2 separate regions of the Homo sapiens genome follow, and region 1 is linked to region 2. Evidence: chromatin contacts called from ENCODE Hi-C or POLR2A ChIA-PET data. All regions are on one chromosome and are shown on one strand. The core of a region is the stretch at or near the end of the contact, and the rest is flanking DNA. Distances in the headings are between cores, read along the strand shown. Region 1 overlaps LOC105369896 (a long non-coding RNA gene). Region 2 holds the start of LINC02404 (long intergenic non-protein coding RNA 2404).

The links. A loop is a pair of places that touch in the nucleus more often than their neighbours do. ChIA-PET counts read pairs that join two places held with the same protein, here RNA polymerase II (POLR2A). Pooled maps may share reads with other maps.
Region 1: a loop to region 2 is called in a pooled map, with 2.4 times the contacts of the local background. The contact joins the enhancer-like site here to the promoter of LINC02404 in region 2. A Hi-C loop is called at or near these places in 2 of 168 maps with a recorded cell type or tissue (CD4-positive, alpha-beta memory T cell and naive thymus-derived CD4-positive, alpha-beta T cell) and 6 of 50 pooled maps. POLR2A ChIA-PET finds 5 or more read pairs at or near these places in 2 of 52 experiments (GM10248 and naive thymus-derived CD4-positive, alpha-beta T cell).

The regions. Positions count from the first base shown.
Region 1 is chr12:91,560,315-91,565,989 of GRCh38, reverse strand. The region is part of intron 1 of LOC105369896 (a long non-coding RNA gene); the gene reads left to right. Among named protein-coding and RNA genes, the nearest start is that of LINC02823, 240 kb to the right of the region's middle. Within about 2 kb of position 3,394, at least 2 of the 41 ENCODE cell types and tissues checked have a DNase peak (open chromatin) inside an H3K27ac peak, as active enhancers do.
Region 2 is chr12:91,873,414-91,878,975 of GRCh38, reverse strand. LINC02404 (long intergenic non-protein coding RNA 2404) reads right to left here and starts at 3,673. Exons shown (of 3, transcript XR_945201.2): 1 at 3,572-3,673; 2 at 1,487-1,583.

The sequences.
Region 1 (5,675 bases), core at 2,145-4,644, 310 kb after region 2:
AAGTCAGGTTAGATTTTGCTTTGTCAGTTTTCTTAGCCTGGAAATCTAAAGGTTAAAAGATGATTTCAGACACATGATAAGCAAGACAGAAAATGGATTTCTTTGGGTAGCCCCAAGAAACTGTGAGACTAAAATAGAGGCAAGAAAAATTATAGGAAAGAAGTAATGTTTCCTGTGATCTAGGTCTTTCCTTAAATTTATGAGACCAAAAGGGTGAAAAAACTAACTTTAACTTGTCATTGTTAGATCTCTGTGTTCAAACGGCTCTTATTTTTGAACTGTTCTTGGCCCAAACCTGTGCCTCTAGGTTACATAGTAGCCTGTAGGGTTTTCCCTGTGACTGATGGTGTAGAAATATCTAGTACTTAAAAAGAGAAATCTCAAAGCACATAACAATGCTGAAAATAAAATATGCTATCTTTACATTCCTTTCCTGTATCAAAGACTAACGTTTGATAGAAATCATAGAGTGACTGAATCGTGGACTTTGTGGTCAAGAGAGACCAAGGAAACTAGAAAATCGCTTTAATCCTACACGAATATCTTGAAAGATTCTGAACCAGAACAAATTCTTCCTGCTGACTCAGCTCTGTGTGTGGGGGTGTGTGTGGGTGTGACTGTGTGTGTGTGAGTGTTTGGATGCTTTGGGAATGGCATTATGATAGAATTCCTTTTTCTGTTGTTGCTTATTCTTAGTTAGGCCTAATGCATATCTAAGTATTATAAAACATCCCCTTTCTTCATTCTGTAAATTTTATTTTTATATGTTAAAAATTATTTGCTCTGATAATCTTTATGTTTCATTTTATTTTTAGAAATTTCTTCTTCATGGCCTAAACCTATTTAAATGTTTTGCTTAGCACTCTCCTGATGACATTTGGTATAAATTTTGGCAAATCAACAATATAAAATTTATTGTCAGTTTTATATCATCCACTTCCCTGCTAAAATTCTTCTTTGTCTTTTCATTGCCCTTCACGTTAAATATTAATTTGTTACCTTAATATGAAAGCTCTACATTGTCAGCCTCTTAAAATTTTCTCCATCTTAGGATTTTCTTCCTAATTTTAACAAAGCATGTATTCTTCAGTTGTTGGGTATTGTATTCTAAAAATGTCAATTAGGTCGATTGTTTAATAGGGTTGTATCTTTACTGGTATTTTGACCCATTTCTTCTACAAATTACTGACAAAGGGTTATTAAAATCTTCAACTATGACTTTTTTCTGTTTGATTTTCTACCTATTTTAAAGCTTTTTTATTAGGTGCTTGCATAGTTAAGGTTTTTGTAGCTTCTTGAAAAATTTACACTTTTATTATTATGAAATATCTCTTTTTGTCTCTAGTAATAATATTTTTTGGTCATAAAGTCTACTTTGTGTGATGTTAATTTAGCTATATCAGCTTTCTTGTGCTTAGTATTACATCATTTTAACTTCAACCTATTTTTAGCTTACATTTAAAATGTGTTTCTGGAAAGCGACATAAATTGGGTCTGATTCTTTCATCCATTTTGGAATAAAAAATAGAATATTTAATCCAATTACATTTTTAATGTTTAATTTATTTTCACTATTGTATTTTGAAATATTTTTAGATCTACATAAAAGTTAACACTCATACAGAGAGTTCACATATAACCTATACCCTGACACCCTTATGTTAACTTACACAACCATTGTATAATTATCAAAACCAGAAAATTGGTAGAATGCTAAATAAATTTAGTAAACCATAAGCCTTACTTGAATTTCATCAGTTTTCTGCCTAACGTTTCTTTTACCCTTTTAGAATCAAATTTAAGAGCTCATAATGCATTTAATTATTGTGACTCCTTTGTCTCCTTCAATCACTAATAGTTTGTAAATGTTTTGTTATCTTTCATGGCCTTGACACTTTTGATGAGCTCTAATAAGTCATTTTGTTGAATATTTGGATTTGTCTGATGTTTTGTCATGATCATACGGAGATTATGCATTTTTTGGCAAGGATACCACAGAAGTGTTGTCTTTTTGTCAGTACGCTATACCAGGGAGCACAATATTTTGATGTGCCGCATTGCTAGTGTGTTAACCTTGATTATCTGGTATAGGTGGTATCTGCTGAGTTTCACCACTATAAAGTTACTACATTCTCTTTATAATTGATAAATATCTTTGGAAAGCTACTTCGAGGTTATGCCAACATACTGTTTCTCTTCAAAATTTTGCCCTTTGATATTGACATCCATTGGTGGATAGCATATTTTGAACTTGTAAATATTGCATTGACACATGTATTGGGAAAGATGTGGAACTGCTCACTTTGAGTGAGGCCAGGGAAGAAAGACCACTTTAACAGATATGAGGAGCTATGCCACATAAGGCATATAACCTGGCAGTGCCATGGTTAGCGGCATCTGTGGGAAACAAAAATACCAAATGGAGCCCCTGGCAAGCCTAGTAGGAGAATCACAGCACAGACCTCTGAGATTATGGAACTAGGCCTTGCCATCTGCAGAAAAGAACTTATGTATCATTTGAAAAGCAGCTCATGACATGCTACAATGCCATGATAAAAAAAAAAATGTCTGACTATGGAAACTCAAGTAACCTTCATGTACTGACTACTATAAGACCAACCAAGATACAAGGTGAGGTAGGCTAATCAGCAATTTATCATAAGATGGCTATTATACATGAAGGATTGGAATTGAACATGCTAGAGATTACAGTAATCTTCACAAAAAGATGACCCACGTATTTATGCCAACTGTATGACACCACTCTTTCGACTCATTCCTGTGGCTTCATGAGCTATCAGCTGCGAGAGGAAGAAAAGGCCCAAACTGAGCTCATGAAAGGGCCAACTTAAAATATGTTTGTAAGATGGAATTTTGTTTTTCTGCAACAAAGTTCCAGGCAAGGATGGTCCTGGAAGATAGTGATGGAGGAAAATCCTATCAACTGGGAGAGTATTGGAAAGTACATCTGGTCATTCACTTAATGTGGAGAGAGAAGCAGCCTTAAGTAAGGGTATACATAAACTCATGAGCAATAAATAACTTAGCTCCCTGTTGAAGAGCCTATAATGAGTGAAATCAGAAGTTCAAGGAGGGGAAAAATGTGTATGGACTTATGGAAATGAACAGAAAGTATTAGCATCACTATACTACTTCTTAATGCCATTGTAGAAGAGGCACTAAGCAACCAAGTGGAGAGAATGACTTCACTAGCTGATGTCAGCTGGATTCTGTCCTCAGCCATCTTAATGCTAGCAAAATAGGTTCATGAATATTGTTCTCATTATGGTAGAGACAGAGGCTATTCGTTGACTCAACAGCTTGGGCTCCCTCTCACCAGCACTGGCCTAACTATTGCTTCCAGTGCAGGTCTGATCTTCCAGGAACAGAAAGTGAAACTGAACCCCAAATGGGGTAACATGCTTTGAGGAAAGCAGCCAACCATATATTGGCAATTAGATTACATCACATCTCTTGCACACTAAAAATCACAACATTCCTATTTCTGCTATAACAAATTACCACAAATGTAAGGCTTAAAACAGCACAAATTTATTTTCTTAGAATATTGAGGTCAGAAATTGAACATAGATCTCACTGGGCTGAAATAATAAAGAATGAGCTGTGCCCTCTGGAGGCTCTAGGGGAGTTTTCCTTTCCTTGTCTTTTCCAGCTTCTAGAGAATGCCTGCATTCCTTGCCCCATACTTCAAAGTGAACGGTGATCCCATCATCTACTTGCACAGTCACATATTCTTCTCAGACTCTCACTCTTCTGCCTCTCTCTTTCCTCTTTTAAGGATCCTTGTACTACATAAGTGCAAATATTTCTCTGGTATGAAAGTGCTGAGTTAAAAACCATACACCATTTAAGTGTTGCTAAGCTGAAAGATACTCCTACCGACAATTTATGATGTATGTGAGTACTCATTTCCCTGCATCATTGCCAAAATTGGGTTTCATAAATCTTTTAAATTTTATCTTATATTATGGACTAAATATGGTATTTCATTGGAGGAAATTTTCATATGCTATTTTTTTAAACTAGAAATGTCATTCATTGAAACTAAATGAGTGAAGGCAGGACTAATGGCAATTTAAAAATATTTTATTAAACCTTCTGCCTCTCATGTTAGACATAGTTATAGGCGAGATTCTACTATTACATAGAGATCTAGGCCTTCTTCCAAATTATAATGCATAGCATATGCTGAAAAATAGTCATATACTTATATATCATGTTTCAATTTTTATATTGAAAGTTATTGTAAATGGTTTGTGCTAAGATCAAACTATTCAAAATTTCCAAATTTCAAGTTTCCATTCACCTCCCTTCCTGGATTTAACCCCTCACCTCTGCAGCCTTTCCATTATGACATTACTTTTATAAACAATGACATTACTTTTACAAACATTTACCTGCCAAGAGTCATCCTCATTATCTGTATTTTCATTCTCTCTCCCTGCCCTCAAAGAGACCCCAGGGAACAATCTGGCTTTCTTGTAGGACTCTTCACAATTCACATGAATTGTTCTTACCTCTTCCCAAATTCTCCTTCATGCTCACCGTTTTCCTTGTATAATATCCAGTTGCTATAGAGACTAATTGTTGTGTCCCTTGCTTCTAGAGTGCTTTAATTCTATTTTAAATAAGAATTTTCACGTTGTTGATTATTCCAGAAAAAAAAAGAGTTTTCTAAGATCTGAAATAAATATACTGTACTTAGTGAGGCAGCAGCTACAACACAAACCAAAAATATTTTTGAAGAAGAAAAAAATGTACAGATGGACAATGAGTGGTGATTCTGATGCTTAAAATGTTTACTAAAAATGATGATTGTCATACTGAGAGAGATGAATTGATTTTTACTTTTTATTCTTCTGTTTTAGACCTTCATGCTTTCTATATGAATGGTTACTTAAGGATTTAGGGAGTCCCAAATTCAGTTAATTTCCATTCTGCCACTTACTACTCTAGGCAAATTGCCAAATGTTTTTGATTTTTAGTTTTTCACCTTTTACATAGAATTATAATAATTTTATAGTTTAAGGGAGGAAAGCTTGGAGCAGTCTCTGGCACTGAACAATACAGATGCTCCACAACTTATGATGGGTGACCTCCCAATAAACCCCTTGTGAGTATGATATTGACTATGGGTTTGTCATAAATAGCTCTTATTATTTTGAGATACGTTCCATCAATACGTAGTTTATTAAGCGGTTTTAGCATGAAGGGTTGTTGAATTTTATCAAAGGCCTTTTCTGCATCTATTGAGATAATCATGTGGTTCTTGTCATTGCTTCTGTTTATTTGATGGATTACATTTATTTCTTTCTGTATGTCGAACCAGTCTTGCATTCCAGAGATGAAGCCAACTTGATCATGGTGGATAAGCTTTTTGATGTGCTGCTGGATTTGGTTTGCCATTCTTTTATTGAGGATTTTCGCATCAATGTTCATCAGGGATATTGGCCTGCAATTTTCTTTTTTTGTTGTGTCTCTGCCAGGTTTTGCTATCAGGATGATGCTGGCCTCATTAAATGAGTTAGGGAGGAGTCCCTCTTTTTCTATTGTTTGGAATAGTTTCAGAAGGCACGTTACCAGCTTCTCTTTATACCTCTGGTAGAATTCAGCTGTGAATCTGTCTGGTCTTGGGTTTTTTGTTTTTTTTTGTT
Region 2 (5,562 bases), core at 2,424-4,923:
ATAACTATCCTATAACATTTTATTATAATGATTTTATTTATTTCAATCATATTAAATTTACAAGGTTTACAACTCATATTATTACTTTTATTTGTTCATTTTCATTAATTTAATAAATTAATAGGGACAGAATGCAATAAAACAAACTCAGCTTTACAAGCAAAAATAAGACTGTTTCTAAACCTGAACTCTTGGCAAACAAACAAGTACTCCCACTGGAGAAAAAATAATGTCTCTTCATTCATCAGTTTATATACATACTTCCAAAAGAAATTTTAATATGTAGTGGATGAGAATGTGTCAGCAGTTTTTTTAGAGATTAACTTGCAAAAGTTAAGGATTATCTGTTTTTTATAATATCTCTTTTATTTATCCTGTTTTCCATCATAAATGACCTTTCAGACTTTTGGAATTCAGTTTGGCCAACCCATGGTTCATTGCAGAAGCCAATTAAGAAAAAATAAAACCAGTTAATGTAAAGAGGTGAAAAGTAGAACCCTTTGTAAGAGCTCCTTGATAACTTAGAAGTCATGAGCGTATTTTTACAAACTATGTTTCACATCACATTTAATGTGAAAACCAGTGGTAGCCTTGTAAGCATCTACTAACTTTAATGGAGACCATCATGTTGGAAATTGATAGTGGAAGATAACATGGTCTCTAATATCTACCTCCAACTCTAGAAGGCAATATTATCTCTTTACCCTGGAAAATTGGTATGACTGGCCAAACTAAAGTTTGAAAAAAATTAGGCCAAGTTTAAAGACATCAGACTGTGGTGGGCAGACAGCTCTAGTAAAGCTTGAAATACAATCAGAAACATGGGAGATGTTCTACTTCTGAGCATGGAGACATATTGTCAAGACATGTGTCATCATCATTACAATGAGTACATTAGGGACTGGGCAAAGTGTTGGAAAGTCCCACAGTGAGGTGGCTGCTAAGGGAGGGGTTTCTCTGTGATTCTTACCCCAGGTAACTAGGGTGCTATCAAATTTATTCCATAAACGATTCAGAGCTATGTGAATTGAAGGGATATTCCGAACTAGAAAAAAGTAGAGTAAGTTTCTCCAACATCTTAGTTTATTTTCAGTAAATCTTGATTTCTTTTTCTTTCCTCTCCTCCCATGCAGAGCTAAAAATATCCAATGCAAAATAAAGAACTCCTATAAGCACTTACATTGATCTAATAATCTGATTATTATTTTAGCCTGGTTAATTAAATGGGCAAAGTTCAAAAACATAAAACCAAATCAAACATAACCACACCTTTATATCCACAGCATTTTGTAAGCTCAGAGAAACAGCCAGATCGAAATGTCTAATTGGCTTAAAGTATAAGTGGACTTTAATACCGCAAACACTCTACGTAATTTTCTGCAAGTTTATTTGAATGGTGCAAACTAAATGGATGAGATTTCTTTAAAGAAGGAAGTGTTTAAGTGATGTTGAATTAACACACAAATGATTAAATGTGTCAAATTACCATTTGTCCTTTGGCAAAAGCTTCAGAGCATCACCAGGGAAATAACCCTGGCCCACATTTGGTGGACTTCTGCAGAACTCATACACACATCTCCTTTCTGCTGAAAAATAACAGACGTCTATATGAAAAAAATAAGGCATATCCTCTTTGATAAATCACTTAAAGGGAGAACTGGTGAGAGGGTAAAGCAACAGGATGTGGGTGTCTGACTTACAATGCAAGCTGGTCACATGCTGTACATGTTGACATCAGCTGCGGCAGAGACATTTTCCTTGGGTTTCACACCAAGAGTGGCTGAACCCACTCCTGTGAGTAACACCACACACTGCATCAAGCAAGACTCTGTGTCACAGCATCCCTCATGGCCCTGCTGTCCACAGGGTCTTAGAGGGAAACTGGCATTGTCATCAGCCCTCTCCTGTCTGGGACCTGCCTTTGATCGTTTTCACAGCTGTCACACTCCAGTCTGCTCACAAAGAACAACAGATTGCTGGGAGAGGAATGCTCACCATACAGCTACCTGAAAGATAAGAACTGCCATTGTTTTTCCCCTTCTTTGTTCCAACCTCCCCAATAATGATGGAAAGGTGTTCCTCCCTAAAATACACACTGGAAGTGTCAGAGAGATGCTCCATCCTGTGGACCATCATCTCTTTGTCTCTGAGAAGCCCCCAACAGACCAGATTCTGTTTCTTATGTGACACAGGTCGTATTTTGCCTTGCAGTTATTTTTTCTGTGCAAATCCTATTCCACTTATTTGAGATAGGAAACATGCCCTACTCATCTTCTTATTGTCCATTACAGCTTTCAGAGGCTCTGAAAAATAAATATTTGTTAACTTAAATAAATTCCAGAAGCATTCTAATGAAAAACAGTATGTGTATTAACCCAGTAGCTATTTACTGAGTGGCTACTATGTTGTAAGCATAATTATATCCTAGTTCAAAGTGACTTGAGCATGAATATTATGAGTTTCTGCTTTCAACTCATTTATATGCTATTAAGAGAAATAGAGAGAGGAAGGAAGGGAGAGAAAGAACAGGGTATGGTGGAAATCTAGAGCAGGGAGGAATAAACTTTGCCTGGGGCAATTGGTCAAGTCTTCCAGGAGAGGAAGAGTTGATCTGGGTTCTGAAGGATGGGTAATACTCAACAGGCAGTTAATGGGAGTGTAAATTACTTCAACCATTGAAAAAATTAGCATGGTGATTCCTCAAAGAGCTAAAAACAGAACTACCATTTGACCCAGTAATCCCATTACTGGCTATATATCCAGAGGAATATAAATCATTCTGCCTTGAAGACCCATGCACGTGAATGTTCATTGCAGCACTATTGACAATAGCAAAGGCATGGGATCAGCCTAAATGCCCATCAGTGACAGATTGGATAAAGAAAATGTGATACATATACACCATTGAATACTATGCAGCCATAAAAACGAATGAGATCATGTCTTTTGCAGGAACATGAATGGAGCTGGAGGCCATTATCCTTAGCAAACTAATGCAGGAACAGAAAATCAAATACCATATGTTTCACTTATAAGTAGGAGCTAAATGATGAGAACTCATGGACGTACAAAGAAGGAAACAACAGACACTGAGGCCTACTTGCGGGTTGAGGGTGAGAGGTGGGAGAAGAGCAGAGAAAATAACTATTGCATACTAGGCTTAGTATCTGGGTGAGAAAATAATCTGCAAAACAAACTCCTGTGACACAAGTTTACCTATATAACAAACCTGCACATGTACTCCTGAACCTAAAATAAAAGTTAAAAAATAATCAAATGGCAGAAAAGATAATAAGGACATTACAGGCAAAGTGAGTAGTTCTTGCAGAACAAAATTTATGGAAGGAATGTTTTAATTAGGAAACTAAGAAAAGTTCAGAGTGACTGGAACATTGAGAGAAATAGGGAGAGAAGGGGCATATTCATTTTTGACTGCTGCATAATGAGTGATCACAAACTTGGTAGCTCAAAACAACACTGTATTAGTTAGGGTTTTCTAGAGGGACAGAACTAACGAGAGAGAGAGAGAGAGATAGATAGATAAAGGGGAGTTTATTAAGTATTAACTCACACTATCACAAGGTCCTACAATAGGCATCTGTAAGCTGAGGAGCAAGGAGAGCCAGTCCAAGTCCCAAAACAAGAACCTGGAGTCCAGTGTTTGAGGGCAGGAAGCATCCAGCATGGGAGAAAGATGTAGGCTGGGAGGCTAGGCCAGTCTTTTCACGTTTTTCTGCCTGCTTTATATTCCAGCTGGGCTGGTGGCTGATTAGATGGTGTCCACTCAGATTAAGGGCGGGTCTGCCTTTCTCAGCCCACTGACTCAAATGTTAATCTCCTTTGGCAACACCCTGATAGACACACCCAGGATCAATACTTTGCATCCTTCAGTCCAATCTAGTTGACACTCAGTATTAATCATCACAAACACGTAGGTATTATCTGAAGACTTTTATGGGTCTGGGTATGGGTTAACTGGGTCCTCTGTTCATAGTCTCATTGGGCTGAAATCATGGAGTTGGCTGGGGTTATAATCTCGTTTGAGGCTCAGGGACCTCTTTCAAGCTCACATGGTGATTGGCAGAATTCAGTTATCTGAAGCTGTGCAATTGGGAAAATTATTTCTAACTAGCTGTTAACTGGAGACCCCTCTAAGTCCTAGAAGTCACCCACACAGCCCCTCCATAGGCCCTGTCAGAACATGCCAGTTTGCTTCATTCTGAGGCCAACAGAAGAGCTTCCCTATCCCATTTCCGCTTCCCTTAAAGCACTCATCTGATTAGGTCATGCCCACCCAGGATCATCCCCCCTTTTGATGAACTCAAAGTCACATGATTAGTAGTCAGTGATATCCCACCATATTCACTTACTCTGCCCACATTCAAGGGGAGGACATTATAACAGGTTGGGGACTCCAGGAGTCAGAATCTTAGAGCTCTTTCTATCACAATCGAAGTAGGAAAAAGCTGAAGGAATCCAAAATTTGAACTTTCTGTAGGCCCTGTCACTATCCATCTAGTTTTGAGTCCCTTCATTGATATACACTTTTATCTATAAAACCTTCATAGAGATGGTCTCAGTCTAAATAAATAATATAACTAACAGAATTCTGCACACTGCTTTGCACATATATCTATGGTATGAAGTTTCTTCATACCAAAGCCACTCTGAGGAATTCACACTATTCTTCAGGGTGAAGAATGGAAAGTTTGTTAACATTGTTAAGAAGGGAGGGAACATGATCAGATTTGCTTTTTGCACTGGGCCAGGATGATGAGCAATCTGGCCTCAAACTCACTACTAATTTGTATTTTAATTACCCTAATACAACACATGACTAAGAATTTGATAATACTTAGTTTTTATGATGGAAAATTTTGAACATATCAAAATAAACAGAATGATATATTTCCCCATGTCCTGACCTTGGTTTTGGTAGTTATCAACTATCAATGTCATGTTTGTTTCACCTTTCCTCTTTTCCCATTTTCTCCTATTTTATTAATATTTGTTTCTTTAGTTGTTTTTGAGGCAAGATTTATATATATTCAATTACTGTACAATTTTGACCAATGCATACACTCATGTAACCCACACACCTATCAAGATAAAAAGTATTTTTTATTACTTTTATTACTCAGAAAGTTTTCCCATATCTCTTCCAAGTCAACCCCTCCCACTCTGCTAAGAGGCAGCCACTGTTTTTGTTTTCTGGTTTTTGTTTTTTGCCACTCTTAGAACTTTATATAAATGGAGTCATACAGCATGCATTCTTTTGTGTCTGGCTTTTTTTCACAGCATAATGTCTGGGACAAGCATTTATGCCATTGAGTGTATTCACAGTTTATTCCTTTGTATTGTCAAGTAGTAGTCCATTAAAAGAATATGTCACTGTTTTTCCATTATTTTCATACCTGGGCTGTTTCCAGTTTTGGGCTATTACAAACAAAGCTACTATTTCCATTCTTATAGATGTCTTTCTGTGGACATCTATTTTTATTTTCCTTAAGTAAATATATAGGAGTTTGCTGAATTAAAGGGCATACATACTATATCTAAATT